Regions from separate parts of the Homo sapiens genome. Here region 2 is linked to region 1. The links are chromatin loops, found by intact Hi-C in ENCODE. Cell type or tissue: PC-3. All regions are shown on one strand. Each heading gives the region's core, and the rest is flanking DNA. Links, peaks and the distances in the headings are about the cores only.

Evidence for each region. Hi-C counts contacts between places; a loop is a spot of excess contacts. Peaks named below come from ENCODE experiments on the same cell type or tissue, not always from the same donor. Only the 100,000 strongest peaks of a DNase experiment are listed, where the experiment ranks them.
Region 2: a loop joins it to region 1, with 2.4 times the contacts of the local background. A loop is called at or near these places in 2 of 110 quality-filtered maps.

The regions. Positions count from the first base shown.
Region 1 is chr2:63,858,394-63,863,393 of GRCh38, forward strand. All of the region lies in intron 3 of UGP2 (UDP-glucose pyrophosphorylase 2), which reads left to right. Among named protein-coding and RNA genes, the nearest start is that of UGP2, 19 kb to the left of the region's middle. In PC-3, for the core only: a CTCF peak has its summit at 3,048 (motif pointing left); a DNase peak (open chromatin) is centred at 4,588; H3K4me3 peaks cover 85 bases; H3K27ac peaks cover 911 bases.
Region 2 is chr2:63,607,768-63,619,523 of GRCh38, forward strand. It overlaps a transcript of WDPCP not described here. Among named protein-coding and RNA genes, the nearest start is that of MDH1, 25 kb to the left of the region's middle. RefSeq lists enhancers at 6,663-7,525, 7,526-8,388. In PC-3, for the core only: no CTCF peak of the experiment used is centred there; DNase peaks (open chromatin) are centred at 6,974 and 7,464; H3K4me3 peaks cover 1,889 bases; H3K27ac peaks cover 1,661 bases.

The sequences.
Region 1 (5,000 bases), core at 1-5,000:
GAATCTCTCTTGTTTTTTCCTAATGAGAAAATTATATATATAGTTCCTAGTTAGAGGTACGTTTATTTGCATATGTGGAAAATGTCTTTCAGTTCTTAATGTTTTAAAAACTATACATAACATTCTCACTATAAAAAAAAAAGCTAAAAAATAAAAATCTCACGTAATGTTCTCTCTGAGGAGCCTCTTATTTTTGATGTTAAAGCTAAAATTCCTCTTGGCTGTAATGCTTAACAGTTACAATATGCATTTTTTTTTAGGGTCTATTTTGGTCTTTAATTTCCTTGACCCTAGTGAATGAATTGTGATTTATTTTTCTACTTTTAAGTAGTAGATTTAATAGTATTTTCTTCCAAGAAAGAGTTAGAATTCTTCTGGATAGGTATGTTGTTTAAGAAAATAAGTAGGTGTAAATTCAGTCAGATTCTTAAAAATGTTTGGGAACAGCCTAAAATTATAATAAATTTAGGCACTATTTATTCCCACACCCCCCCGCCCCCCCGAAACACTTATAACTTTTGCTTAGGAATTACCCTAATTTAAGTAACCTCACTTATATAATTTATGATGGACCTGGGTGTAGAAGTGTAGTTTCCTTTTTTCTTTTTTCTTTTTTTTTTTTAGACAGTCTCACTCTGTCACCCAAGCTGGAGTACAATGGCATGATCAAGGCTCATTGCAGCCTCTATTTCCCTGGGCTTGTGTCCTCCCACCTCAGCCTCCTGGATAGCTGGGACCACAGGCATTTACCAACATGTCTGGCTAATTTTTGTATTTTTTTTGTAGAGATGGGGTTTCGCCATGTTGCCCAGGCTGGTCTCAAACGTCTGGGCTCGAGCAATCTACCTGCCTTGGCCTCCCAAAATGCTGGGATTACAGACATGAACCACTGTTCCTGACAGTGGTTTTGGTCTTAATTCTTGCTTGCAGACCTGGGAATTTTTTGTTTTCTACTGTACAAACTTAACTTTTCGGAGACAGAGCCTACTTGAAGGAAGGTACGCAGATTTATTATGTTCAATATATTTTAGGGTTCAAGAATTAGTTTTTTTCAGTGGAGAAATCTATCTTTTGTACTTTGAGAGATCATGATATATAGTAGGGATTCTTGAAGTGGGGGTCAGAGGGTGGAGAAGGAAGGAGAAGAGGAATCATGGGATTTTTTCGGTTCAGTACTACCCTACCCCATTCCCAGGAAAGTTCTGATAAATTCTTTCAGGAGGCTATGCCCATGTAGTGAGCCATAGTTACTGATAGTAATACAGAATTGATATAGGACAAAAGAATAGAAATATAAAATAAATTCTAGATGTAACATGATTTTATGCCGTCTTTTTCTGTTTATAAAAGTGTAAGTCTTCATTAAAAGTGTCTTTATTTTGAAGCATAAGTTTTAAGCTTCTTCAGAAAATGTATTTGCAATCCCATATGCCCTTAATCTTGAAAATTTTGGAATGCAGAGGCAAAAAATAAGTTTGCTCTTCAACTACGTCATGAGTTTCTTGAGGGCACAAATGTGTTTTATATACGATATGCATGTTACCAGCTTTTGCAGATAGTTCTGAGAATACAAATCTTGAGCTAATGTTTGTTCACCTTGGTTCTTTTGGATTCCTCCTTCTAGCCTCCTCGTCCTACTCTTCTCTTTCCCATAGGTTTCCTTTCTCAGGTCTTAGAGATTATTATAGAGATCAATTTTCCTTTCAAAATGTAATTTTTAAAAGTGAACATAGGTCTTTTTTTAAAAAAAATGCAAATAATATTTTATATTCCTAAGTAAAAAGAAATTACTGTGGAAGAACAGCCATTTAGAGTAACATTTCTCATGTCAGCCTTATATCAAAGGTGTGACATAAACATTGTCATACCAGTGGATCTATATTTTTGTGTATGAGTTGACAATTAGCAGAGTCAGCCACCTGGTTTGTAAGTAAAGTTTTATTGGAACACACCCACACATTCATTTATGTATTGTCTATAACTGCTTTTTTGCAACAATGGCAGAGTTGAATAGTTGGAGTGGAGACAGTATGGCTTGTAACAAAACCTGAAATACTTATTATCTAGCCTATTTACTGACCCCATTTTAGTGTATGTATTTTCAGAACATCTTTGGTAGCTTTCTTTATTTCTTTGGCCCTCAGAAAACTGACCTCATATGCCTTTGTCATTTCAGATGATCACTTTTAATTTTTATCTTTATTTTTTATTTTCTTTTAGAGATGAGGTCTTGTTCTGTCACTCAGGCTGGAGGGTAGTGGCACAGTCATAGCTCACTACAGCCTCGAACTCCTGGGCTCAAGGGATCCTCCTGCCTCAGCCTCCTGAGTAGGCAGGACTACAGGCATTGTGCCACCAGGCCCAGCTAATTTTTTTTTTTTTTTTTTTTTTGTAGAGACAGGGTCTCCCTATGTTGTCTAGGCTGGTCTTAAAGTCCTGGCCTCAAGTGATCCTCCTGCCTTAACCACTTTTTAGATAAAAATAGTTTTTCATAAATACTAGATTGAAGGACATATTTTATAGATAGGCATTGAAATTTTATATTGTGAGGTTTTACTCGTTCTTACCTTTTGTGTTGAATGCTTTGTTTTAGCTCTCAGTGAGTACATAGATGTTTTGTGAGAAGTCTTTTGAGTTCATGTTTTATGAATTATGGCTAATAAGAACCCAGTTTATAGCGTTATGGATAATGCTCTGCTCCTTCTTTGTAAATGTTAACTAAATGTAATAATAAGATTATCTTGATATTTAACTACATAAGTAAAAAAATTTTTATATATATATAAAGGTTAATGTTTTAAATTAGAGCAAGAAAGGACAAGCCAGCATATGTAGCTTATTTGACCATTTCATTGTTTTCCAGAGAGGTTATGAGAGTGTCTTGGTCTTGGCCAAGCTTACACGTTGGGCATGGACAGGGATGGGAAATAGATCAGAGTTACGAGGAAGTACGGGGCCTGTTCAAGAAGGTATTGGAGCTGACGAGTTCTCTTGAGCGCTAATTTAAAACCTGTTGAAGTCACATGGCTGGCACTGACCCCTGGTGGTGATGTATTTTCATTTCTATACAAAATATTCTCTAAAGAAGGCTTTTTTACCAGCACAGGCAACATAGACCTCACCTCTACAAATTTTTTTTTTTTAGTTAGCTGTGCATGGTGGCATCTACCTGTAGTCCCAGCTACTTGGAAGGCTGAGGTAGGAAGATCACTTGAGCCCAGGAGTTTGAGGCTACAGTAAGCTATGATATCACCACTGCACTCCAGCCTGGGCAACAGAGTGAGATCCTGTCTCAAAAAAAAAAAAAAAACAAAAAAACGACTTTTTCATTTCAATATTTAATAGGATCAAAAGAGTGAAGGTATATTTGTGAACAGGGAGGAGTTATGTAGGGTCATAGGGTAGAGAATTGGCATGAAGAGAATAGCATGCATCAATGTGGTATTTAGCTCCAATGGATTTTTTGTTTTGTTCCATAAAATTGCTGAGACTTTTTCTTAGTCTATCAATACAAAAAACATTAAAAGCTATTGTTTATTTATAAGGAAGTCTGAGGAAGTTACAGTTTATGTGTGCAGAGTACAGATACATAGCATTTTTTTTTCTGAAGGTGAACCGTAGTACACTGTGCATTTAAAGTTTGCACATTAAAAGAAAAAAATCTTGAGGCAATCTGGCCAAGCATCTGATATAGTATGCCATATAGGATGATTTGCTTTGAGCATGTGAAGATTTCCCAGCTGCAACTAGCCAATGATAAAGCCATTAGAGACTTGTTTTGTGTGTATGTGGAGATACACACACAAATGAGATTCTAAAAAGTATTCCACAAAAAGGAATTAGTGGCATTTAAAGAAATGGCTCTGAGGACATGGCTGAATACCAAAGAGTCTCATCATTTCTTTGACATAAAGTTTTAAAACAGTAATATATAGAAATACTGACACTAAGCAGACATACTAATTTAGCAAATATTGCCAAAGCTTCAACTTTTGATTTCATGATGAATTGAACAGTTTTTGAATTTCCCTCGGGATTACCTTCCTTCACATTCCTTCGTGTACAGGACTTTCAGAAATGGGGACCTGATAAAGGAACTGACAACAAGCCCATGATTATTAATTCCATACTGGTTACATGTCTATAATTTCACTTTAGAAATAGCAATAGCAAATACATGGAACTTTAATGGCAGTTACATATTTGATTTGATAGACTCCCGGTTTTATTGTTGGACCAGGGTCTCTAACTACTGCCTTTGTGTCCAAAGTAGAGGACAGTCCAGTCCCACAGAATTGAATTCATTAGGAAAATCAGAGTGTGGGTTTAGGTGGTAATACTACTATTTGAACATTGCCAGTCCCTCCAATTCCAATTTCCACCCCACAGAGAAAGTATGGTGTTAAAGAAATGGTGTTAAAGTTTCTGAAACTTCTTTTGCCCACAGGCAGGCTAACAAGAAGGGAGATACAAGATGATTTTAGTAAAGAGTCCTTTACTAAGGACTTTACTGGAACAGATTGTGACGTAAGCAGGTTGGTATTTGGAACTCCATTTCTGTTAGCATACCTTTCCAGCTCCCTGAGTCATCTACCTTTGTCCTTTCTAATCATACTAAAGTGGAGTGTTCTTTTAAAACTATCTTCTTAGCTGATAAGGATATGGGTCAGATGTTCCACAAGGTTGACTAATTTTATGACTTCAGCTGACTTCTATAAAAAGGTGATGAATATACATAACTGTTGGTAGTGTTTGAATTTTTTTAAACCATCTGTGTATCACTTTTACCTTTTACACTTAAAAAATACTCAGAAGTCTTTGAACTTCTTAAAATTTCTATAAAAATTCTAGATACAGTAAGGTTTAGGGAGCAGTTGGTACCTTCTCTTCATAGGTACCATCTACTTTGTAGGATCGTTTGCCATCTGTAACCACAGTGTTTTACTTATTTCTTGTTTTTTTCATCTGGGTTTTCTGCCAATTCTTTTATTGTCATCTCT
Region 2 (11,756 bases), core at 4,042-9,041, 250 kb before region 1:
TGCTGTGAGCAGATGGCGCCACTGCACTCCAGCCTGGGCACAGAGCGAGACTCCGTCTCAAAAAAAAAAAAAAAAGAAGAAAAGAAAACAAACTCGAATGTTTCCCAGGTTGCCTAAATAATTTTGAGATAGATATATATACATTTTTTTAACCAGGGGAAGGCAGTAAGGCTAGAAAGATAAAGCATAAATCTCGTATTTAAATAGAATATAGAAACCCACCTTGTGATAATGAATCAGTCTATTTCAGCATATATTTGTAAACATTACCTACGTTGAACAAATACCATATTTTTAAAATCTTAAAGGTTTACGCTTTGTAGATAATTTGATTTTAAGGCTAGCTACTAATATTAAATAAGTTGCAGATAATATTGTTAACAGTGTTATGCCATTGGATGAAATTAGAATATTTTCATTATATTAAAAAAATGGTAATAGGTTTTCACTGGAGGTATTACTTTTTAGCAGATAAGGAATCATTTATATTTCAAAACCACTAAATACCACAGAAGTTTATGCTAGTGTTAGGAGTAACACTAGCATAGTGTTATGATGTTAGAAGTAAGTAATAAACTAAGCTTATTACTAGAAAAATAGTGGAGTTTTTTTAATAGTCTTGTTTTTTCCCCAAACCTATGATGGCAGAAGGCATTTTCTATCTTTTCATCCTCATGCTTAACACACTGTCCACATGTAATAGGCAATATTGTATTAATAAATATCTCCAGGCCTAACATAGTACTCTTCATGGATGCTCAAATATTTGTTGGTTGGACTTATTTAAAATTACTACTTTGGGAGGCCAGGGCAGGAGGATTGATTGAAGCCAGGAGTTCAAGGCTAGCCTGGGCAACAAAACAAGACCCCATCTCTACAAAAAAATTTAAAAATTAGCTGAGTGCAGTGGTGGATTCCTGTAATCCCAGCTACTCCGGAAAGTAAGGCAAGAGGATCACCTAGGCAAAGGAATTCAAGGCTGCAGTGAGCTAGGATCACGCCACTGCACTCCAGCCTAGGCAACAGAGCGAGACCATCTCCTTTTTAAAAAATTAAAAATTACCTAGATCATTTTATGATGTAGAAAAGAAAAAGCAAGTTGAGTAAAACTACCTTTAGGACTACTATTAATCGGAAGCATAAAAACAAAATTTCATATAGAATGAACAAAATTTTGTATAAAGTAAGTATGAATTGTACCAGTTGTTATTTTCTTTCAGTTCCAAACACTCCCTTCTATATTCTCGTGACATTAGGACTGGAATTTGGCAAGCCACATTTCTTTACCAGCTGCTCCTTGTTAAAAATGTGCTAATGGGCCAGGCGCGGTGGCTCATGCTTGTAATCCCAGTACTTTGGGAGGCCGAGGCGGGCAGATCATTTGAGGTCAGGAGTTCAAGACTAGCCTGGCCAACATGGTGAAACCCTGTCACTACTAAAAATACAAAAATTAGTCGGGCATGGTGGCGCATGCCTGTAATCCCAGCTACTCAGGAGGCTGAGGCAGGAGAATCACCTGAACCTGGGAGGTTGCAGTGAGCCGAGATCATGCCACTGCACTCCAGCCTGGGTGACAGCAAGACTCCATTTCAAAACAAAACAACAACAACAAAATATATATATATACACACACTAATAAAGGGTACTAGAGGGGGACTGGATGGCAGAAGAGAAAGAAAACATGCTCTTACTCCTTCCTGTTGGTTTCCTCTATCATTACCTTCTATCCACTTTATATAAGCCAGAAAAGAAAAAAACAAATGAATCAAACATATCTTTAGAAGAGCAATTAGTTGGAAGCATGAAAACTAATTTCATGTAGAATTAAAAAGAAAATCTTGGCTGGGTGCAGTGACTCATGCGTGTAATCCCAACACTTTGGGAAGCTAAGGTGGGAGGATTGCAGACCAGCCTGAGCAATGTAGTGAGACCCCATCTCTACTAAAAATAAAAAATTAGCCAGGCATGGTGGTGCACACCTGTAGTCCCAACTACTCGGGAGTCCGAGGTGGGAGGGTCGCTTGAACCCGGGAGGTCAAGGTTGCAGTGAGCCATGATCATGCCACTGCACTTTAGTCTGGGTGACAGAGCAAGATTGTCTTTTTAAAAAACAAAAGAAAATGTTATATGAAGAAAGTATGTATATATGAAAGTTATTGGAGAGATCTAGATTACTTGTAGAAACAAGTAATTTTTCACCAACTTTGCCTTTGAAGCATGGGTTTCGGTTTGAATATTCACACTGTGAAACTGATTATCTCTTTATGCCATTTTTTTAATGCTCTTCACTTCCATCACCTTTACCAAGAGAACAAAGCATTTTGTTGCTCCTTCTCTTAATGGAGTCCAGGCCCAGGAAGTTGTGTCTTCAAGCAGCATGATAATATGTGAAAAGCCTATGCCTTTCCTAAGCATTTTTACTAGTACTTGAGGAAATGATACATGGATGCATTACAGGGCAAAAGACATTACATTTTAAGCCAATAAAGTTAGATTAAGAAGCTTTCCAAAAGAGGTACAATCTGTATAAACCTAAACCTTAAGGGAATATTGACCTCTGCAGATCATGACCCTGGTAATGTTTCCTGAACAACAAGTGGATAGCCAGTGCAGCTTTATTTAATTCTAATAAAACATAAAGAAGGAGTGGGGGAAAAACCCTATAATTCCACTGCCAGTTAAATCATAATTTAAATAAAAGTTATATATACATTAGAAAATCAATGAAATGGTGTTAAATGAAAACCAAATTTTTGTTTATCCTTACAGGGAAAAAAATACACATATTTATTTTGAGAATTAAAAAAAAAAAAGGAATACATAGTGAAAAGAAGTGTTCTTTGCTCACCTGACTCCCACCCATTTAAGCCTTGTTTTTGTCCCATGGCCTATAGCTCAGAAACATTCAATGCATAACCAAAGTATGTATGTAAATATATGTGTGTGCATGTAACCATCCCCTTTTGTACATAAATTATAACACACTGTTCTGCACTCTGTGTTTTTCCTTTAGTAATACATCTTAAAGCTATATAGATACTTAGCGTCAGGCACAGTGGCTCATGCCTGTAATCTCAGCACTTTGGGGGACCCAGGCAGGCAGATCGCTTTGAGCTCAGGAGTTCGAGACCAACCTGGGCAACATGGCAAGACCCCGTCTTACAAAAATAAAATAAAACAATTAGCCCAGTTTGCTGGCTCACACCTGTGGTTCCAGCTACTTGGGAGGCTGAGGTGGGAGGATTACTTGAGCCCCAGAAGCAGAGGTTGCAAAGAACTGAGATCATGCCACAGCACTCCAGCTTAGGTGACAGTGCAAGACCCTGTCTCAAAAAAAACCATAAAAGCTATATAGATACCTGCAGAGCCACCCCATTCATTTTTAAAGTTATGTAGTACTCTGTTGAATGGATATACCAAACTTTATTTAGCCAGTCTCCTATTGATGGACTTTTAGATTCTTTTCAATCTTTTACTACTATAAAGATGCTGGACTATTTTTGTAAGTTGGTTATTTCATACATGTACAAGTGTATCTGCAGGATAAATTCCTAAAACACAGCAGATTTTTTTTAATACTGTTGAATCTAGTTTGTTATGAAAGCAGCAGCCTTCTGGATTTGATATTATATGTACATTTAATACCATTTTAACTGTCCTTTCTAACCCCCCACTTTTTTTTAACAATACCTTGATTAAACCAGCCACAATATTTCTCAAGAAATGTTGACCAGGGGAAAAATATATTAGAAAGTACCTTTTTGGTATGTAAGCTTAAGAATTTGACTATGAAAAACAAAAAGCAACAAAAATAAGTTCCTAGTTGTCCTTGTGAAATTGGTATGAGAACTCATCATCTTTATGATCTTGATGGCTTTAAACAAACCTCAAAACAAGAAACATATCTGTTTTGATTTCTGAATATTGGTGGGTTCTTAGACAAACTAAAATGGTTACTGACTCAGTAGAAATATATACGCTTTCATTCCAGTAGTGTCACCTAATTGGTATCATCCAGCACAATATAGTGACAGTTCAATACACATTGTTGAATAAATGGGTTCTTGTCAATTTGCCCTCTAACTCTGCTGGGAATAGACTCGTATTCTAAATCAAACTCATAGCCTGACCTGGGTAGCACAATTGAGTAAAGCACTTTTAAGCAGAATAGACATCTTTAAAACCATCCAGTTTTCTCATGTCCTTACCACCATCACCCTGGTCCAAGCCATCATTATTTCTTCATAAAAGACTTCTGCAATAACAATGGAAATGGGAGCTCAGTTTGGAGTCTATGCCTCCCCTCTCTCCCTAGTCCAATCCAGACTTGCTCTAGAGTTACTGATTAACAACGACATTTTACTTCACGTTTTTTGAAGAATAGACCAACTCATGGGCTTGGAAGTCAGACAAGCTTGGATTCCAGCTCTGACTCTTTTTAGGTGTCCTTAAACAACCTTTCTACGTTTTGACTCCCTCAGATACAAAATGGGGATATTAATAGTACAACCTTTAAAATGTTTTTGTGAGGATTATTTAAATGGAAAGCACATGGTAAGGGCTCAATTTACTTATTGGGTTTGTAGGGGATCGAAATACGCCACCCCAAAATATGCCACTTTAGCATAAGAAGTATTTTGAGCTAAAGTCATTTCAGATTCAACAGATACAGAAGCAGCCTTCCCAGCGCCTCCCTTGTCTGACTAAAAGCAGAAACTTCTGAAAATAAGGACTGCCATAAATCCTCTCTCCTAGGGAAGTTTCATGACCATGAAGAAGACAGAAAGTTGGCACTGACATGGACATATGAAAACAAACCTTATTCCTTTTGTTTCCCCCATACACTTACCTTTCCACAGTTTACCACCCTTGAAAGCTTAAAACCTTTTCCTTTGTCTTGTCACATCTAAATGGGCTGGTTTTTTGTGAAGATGCTATATAAACTCAAATTCTAACCATCGTTTTCAGTTACTCATCACTGAGTTTCTCCCACATGTATGTGTACTACATGTGTTAGTAAATTCTGTTTTTCTTTTGTTAATCTGTCTTTTGTCAGTTAGATTTCCAGGGCCCGAGATGGAGGCTAGGACCTAGGCAGGTAGGGGAAAAATGTTATTTTTTTCTCCCCATAGGTTTTTTCCTTTTCTTTTCCTTTCTTTCTTTCTTTTTTTTTTTTTACTTCTTAGCATCACTTCAAAGTCTATTATAATGTGGCCTCAAGTGACACCTTCCAGCCCCGTCTTTGACTATTATTCCCTGTACCTTCCATACCTTCCATGCTGGCCATGTTAAAGTACTTGGACAGTTAGTCACGTGCATGGCTCCATGCCTTTGTTTGGCTGTTCTCTTTGCTTAGAATGCTCTTCTCTGCTTCTCTAGACTGCCTTACACATAGGTAGTCAACATGTGCATATTGATTAAGGGGGGAAAATCCCAAGAACTTTTGTCCCACTGTCTTAAGACTAGTCCTCCAGTAGTAGACCCTAAAATGAGGTTTCTGAGGATTCAAATGCATGTGATTTACTAAGGCAGTGCTCCCAGGAGAAATCTCTAAGGAAGAAGAGCAGGAGCAGGGAAAAGGAGGAAGCCAAGCAATGGTGCATCTAGCCAAGGATGGCTCCAGCCTGATGAAATCAGGGAAACTTCTGTTCTTAGGCAAGGAGCCTGGGGCTTTTATTTCATACTCCCAAACCTCCCAATCATGGGATGGGGGTGGAGAATGTAATTCCCAGCCATTGCCTGCTCTCTATGCTGCCAGCAAAGCAGGCTGTAGCAGTACAGGCACAGTCCTCCAAAAAGAACCCCAGATGCTAGCTGTTAGAAGCAAAGGAAAGTCCAAGGGAATGGGAGCATGGGTGCTAAAAGGAATCTGGGCAGAAACACCAACATTATTCACCACTTCCACTGTTGGAGTGCAGAGAACAATACCCCAAAGTATGATGCTTTGTCATGCCGAACACTTCTGAATTAAAGGAACTTGGAAAGGCTAAGAACCGAGGAGTTTCTAGCCTTCTCTTATTTCTACCCCAAACCCCAAGCACAGGGAGAGGTTATCTCTGGTATTTCCCTTGTCTGACTGAGGAAAACTTCTTTCAAAAGAAATGCAATTGTCTTAAGACCCCCTCCCTAGGAATCTCATCAAATAACTAGGCAAGATTAACCACTGGAGAAAAGACTAAACATCATCACCATGCTCGGACAGACTTTTTATTCATTTTTCTGAGAGCAGCTCCAAGAGATTACCTGGGAGACTTTATTTACATAATATAAGAACCTCCGTTCACAGGGAAGTTCTGACCGTCACTATCCCACCACCTCCCCTAGTGCTCAGAATGAAGTTTTGTTCCAGAACAATGTCTGTTCTTTGGGCTCATTCAATTATCCTGAAAATCATTTACTACCCCTCAAAATTGCCCACATCCCCCATTCCCTCTCCCCTATGAAGAAGATTTTTAAACCTCAACCATCTGACCCTTCTTTGAGTTTCATATTTTGTATGGCTTCTGTACACACTTGCATGTTAATAAATTTGTATGCCTTTTTCTCCTGTTAATCTCCCTACTGTCAGTTCATTTCAGCAAACCTTCAGAAGGCAAATGGCAAACTTTCCCTCCACTCCTATGTTTACCCACTTAGTCTTACTCCTAATGAAGCCTAGATGAACTCTATCATTTTATACTTAGAGGGAGATGGCACTGTTAGGGCTCAGAACACAACAGCCCAAGGTATGATGTCTTTGGTATGCTGAGTACTTTGAAATGAAAGAGGCTGGAAGAACCACAGAAGCAAAGTCTCTCTCTGACCTTCTCTTATCCTCTTGTCTCCCATCCTTTTTCCTCCCCAAAGCAGGCCTATAAACTAGTATTCCTCTTCCCCAAGGTGACTCATAGCAATTAAAACTCCTGTTCCCCAAAACAAGTCATAAAACCTAGAAAGACCTCTTTTTCCCTTTTCACTTGAAGAACCTCATTCCATAGGAATTCTGCCCCATACCTTGGAGGATGAAATGCTTCCCAGAGAGGAATTTCAAGAATCTGAACAGACAGGCCTTGCTAGGTTTCTCCCCTCAGTTGATTACCATTAGATCATACCCTGTATCCAATCACATTTCTACGCAACTGTCTATTCTTCATTGAACCTAAGCATAAAAACAGACAATTTTCCCTAGGTTTGGGGATTTTCATTCTGAAGCCTCCCGTATCACATAAAACTTTGATAAAATAAGTTTGTTAGGCTTTTCTCTTGTTAACCTGTTTTTGTTATAGTGAGAGAGGAGGTAGAAAGACACTAGCTAGGCAGACAGGGCAAAGAGTTCTCGGCAGAACTTCCCTTCTAACAAAAAGCAGCCCAGGAAATCACTTACCTTTTAACAAAGAGCAGCCTGGAAGATCAGGCTGCAAACACAGATAAGGAAGCAGCTATGACACAGAGGTGGAGCTTCCTGGGTAATTGGCAAGTTTCACATACATACGGTGGATCCCAGTAAACACAATGGGCCTTAGTGAGCACATTCCTTTCCTTTTTACGACATACTCATGGGGAGATGCCTGCAGCCGCACCAACAAAAAAGGAGTACCTGGGGCCAGGCATGTCCACCGTGCGGGATCTACCTCCCCTTTTTCAGCACATGCACAGTAGGAAAGAAATAAGCAATGCGAAGAAGCTCAGGCCAAGGAGCCGTCTGCATAATAAAAGGTAGGGGTGGGGGCTGCCAGAGATTTGTGCTCTGTGCAGATGGCACACCTGGTTCTAACCTGTTTTTCATGCCCTAGGTAAATAAGATACCCCCTCCCCACTAACTCATTTATAAAAACCCTTGCATTTCCCTGCAGAATGGCAACACTTTTGGGGACCCCACTCTGCAGCAGAGAGCTGTTTCTTTTGCCTATTAAACTTCTGCTCTAACCTCACCCTTGGTGTGTTTGTGTCCTTGCTTTCCTTGGCCACAAGACCAAGAACTTCAGGTGCCACCCCAGGCAATGAGGCCATTTCAAGAGGGGTGTCAGCCACAACCCTTAGGATTACACCTGGGTTCTGCACATGATTTATGTGTGCATGATTTTCTACTCATGCTTCTTCTCTTACTTTGTGGCCCTGAGAATAAGCTTTCTCGTTTCACCATAGAGCTAAATTCATAGCACTACTTATTCTAGCTGGAAGTTACCTTGGTAATAATAATATTCTCAGGCTTGAGCTGGGGCATTTCCAGAATAAAGTTGCTCAGAGTTAATGCTCTCCTGTTCATTTATTTTTTCAACAGAGAGATTAGTCTGTGCATGGCATTGTGCTAATTCCAGGTACATTGATGAATTCTATCTTTATGGAACATACTATAAATAACACACATATAGTACAATAAATTCTTTGCAGGAAATAGTGCAATGTTAAGAAACTTACAGAGGTGAGAATCTACTTAGATAGGGATGGTTCTCTAAATCTTTCTGAGGCATTGATATTTAAGGCCAAGATCTGAAGAATAAGAAGGGAGAGGGGGAGTTCCTTCCTTACCTCACAAAGGGAATTATAAATGGAAAAGCCTTGAGCCTGGAAAAAACTCCTCCTGTTTTAGGAAAGAAAAGGTCTGTTTAGGCCTAAAACAAACTGGGGGAATTAAGGGAGGGAGGGTAAAGGGGCTGAAAATGGAATTGGAGAGGTAAGTAGGAGCCAGTCCATGCTAGACCCTCACCTTAGCCTAATAGGCTAGATTTCTTTTTAACATGCAAAAGTAAGTCTAATGTGCACCTTTGAGTCTTTTATATATCCTTTACTCTATAGCATAAAATAAGAAATATAAAACAAAAACGAAATAATTTTAAGATTCTAGTGGCTTTAGTATTGCCAATAATGTTGATTAGTGGACAACTTTGCTTATGTGGAAAGAGACCATATTACTCTCCTCCCTTCCTCCTATATTAGAATGCAAATAAGTAGCATTATTTAAACACAGCAACCCACGTGGAGAAGAAAAAAATCATTATTTTAAAAAGTATATGCAAATAAGGATATTAGTGATAATGTGAAAAGGACTAAATAAAATTACAATCCATAGAAGGATTTTAAAGCTAGAAGAAACTTTGAGATTATCCAACAAAATGCTTTTTTTTAATTGAAGTAATGACAAGGATATTTACGGTTTAAGAATTTTTTGTTTGTAAAAACAAAATGCCTTTCTCTAACATCCCCAAAAGTAAAAATAAAGCTGGAGTAGGTGGAAAAACAAATTTAGAAATGGATGCAAACCAGGAGCTTTTGCCTTGTCTCTGATTTGGCAGCAGGTCTTCTGGGGCAGAACTGAGCACTTGTAATTAGCACCTCACCACAGGAAAAATTTGTAATAACTCTCAAGAAAGCCATTCAAGACACAGAATAAATTCCACATTGGCCATGCTCTTGCAGCCATAAGAGATAATTAACCATGTTTTAATGTATTTGTTGGAGTGATAATGTAGACCAGCTGCCTTTCAATTCAGCTATGAAATTGAAAATAAGGATTTTCAAAATTATCTTGAACTTAGAGATGGGTTGAAAATAAGATTAAAATGATTACATTGTACTTTCAAATGAAATTATAACCTCATATCTTCCTTATTTCATACGTGTTTGAGAGGGAAAAATGCTTTCTTATACCCTTCTAGGTTCTGTGGCTGGTCTAAGAATTAAACTGACATAGATTAATAGGAGAAAAATAATTACATATGTACACATAGGAGTCCCACAGATATATGAAACTAAGCAGCCAGGTGATTGAGACTTTCATATTGTCTGCGGTTACAGAAAGGAATAGGGGTTTGGGGCTGCTCAGGGGTGGTGGAGGCAAATTGTGGGAAGGCTAGAGGAGGAAATGTATAGTGAATAAAAGTTGCCTGCCTTGTTATACAGATAAGAGTCTCTCAGGTGATAAAAGTTGTCTTCAGGGATGGCCATCTTCCTGGAACAAATACCTTTACTAATGAAAATTTCCTTTATAAATGTAAATTTCCTTTATAAAAGAGGAAATTTATACTTTATTTTAGGCAGTTGAGATAAAGAGTTGGTTCTCAATTTCTTTTAGCTCAAAATAATCAGCATGCCAAAGCAACATATTTTAGAATGGCATGTTCTGAACCCCTTCATATGCATATATGTACACATTTGTTTTCAACCCAGATCAGGTAAATACAAACACTTATCTTGAAACCACACTGCTTTTAGGCAAGACAACATGAAAATAAAAAAGAAAATAGTTTTTAAAAATTCTTTATCTGTACTGTTTGTTTTCTCTTATGTTTTTTTTCCATTGATAAAAAAATGCATTTTGCATTTCAATTACTAAATCCTTGAGGATTAAGACAGATTTAAATGAAAGAGGGGCTTATGTAAATATACCACCTTTGAGTCAGAAATAAGAACAATTTTCTTTTCTGCTCAAATATCAACGCCCTGTTGAGAAGAAGATTCCCCAAAATGCTCAAGCAAGTGCTTAGAATGAAAACTCAGCCAGCACAGAGTGGAATGAAGAACTGGGAAAGCTTTATCTGGAAGGTTTTATTTCCTGGGGGGAAACTGCACCTTTGAACTTAATAGCTTAACGGGAAGTACAATCGGCAACTAAGGTAGAAATGGACTTCATTGCTTTCCTTCAACACACAAAGTACATTCGAGTCTCATCACCAATTTATTATTAAGAATTTAATTGCCCAGGTGTTAAGCATTTTCTTTTTCTTTCCTGAATTCATTTACTGCAATTGTGAAATGATCAGTGATTATCCCCTATGTTCCTCCCTTAGATACTGATACCACCACGCTGGAACGATTTCTTATTCAACACTCTTGAGCTCTAGTTGACAATTCTGCATGCCCTTGGTTCACTTTTTGAAGCATGGGTACTGTGGGCCTTTTAAAATGTGTTACTTTTGATAGAAGGATAGAAGTGGGATAGTAATTTTTTTTTTTTTTTTTTTGAGACAGAGTTTCGCTCTTGTTGCCCAGGCTGGAGTGCAATGGCGCAATCTCCGCTCACCGCAATCTCTGCCTCCCAGGTTCAAGCAATTCTCCTGCCTCAGCTCCTGAGCAGCTGGGATTACAGGTATGCACCACCTCGCCTAGCTAATTTTGTATTTTTAGTAGAGACAGGGTTTCTCCATGTTGGTCAGGCTGGTCTCAAACTGCTGACCTCAAGTGATTCGCCCGCCTCACCCTCCCAAAGTGCTGGGATTACAGGCATGAGCCACTGCGTCCAGCCTGGATAATCATTTTTTGTTTTAAATGGGTTGTAAATTGTATGGTGTGAAGAGGATCTATTTCATCCTGATCCGTGTTAAAATGTAAAATTAAACAGAACCACTATCAGGTCTCCCAGGAGGACTTTATTCTGTCATCTTCTTTGTTTCTTGACCACCACTCCCTTCCTCCAATCCATGTTAGTTGGCTGGCCATTTAGGGAGCACGCAAAAATAGTGAAGGGCAGAGAGGAGTTTTAAACTGATATCAGTATGTTGGGTCATGGGTAACAGATCATCAGAGAAAATTATCCAGCTTCCTTTTAAAAGATTTTAACAGAAGGGATTTCAAGACTTGGAGTACCCAACCTTCTTTACCTTCATATATCCACATCCCTCCTACCCTTGATGACTTGATTCAATTATCATCTACTCTATAAAGCTCAATCTAAAATGAGCCTTCCTCTTCAAAGCTTTCATAGATTTTTGGTACAGCTAACTCATGTGGCCACTGGTCATGCACTTCCTTGCAGCATTGCCTCCCTTTGAACTTAACTG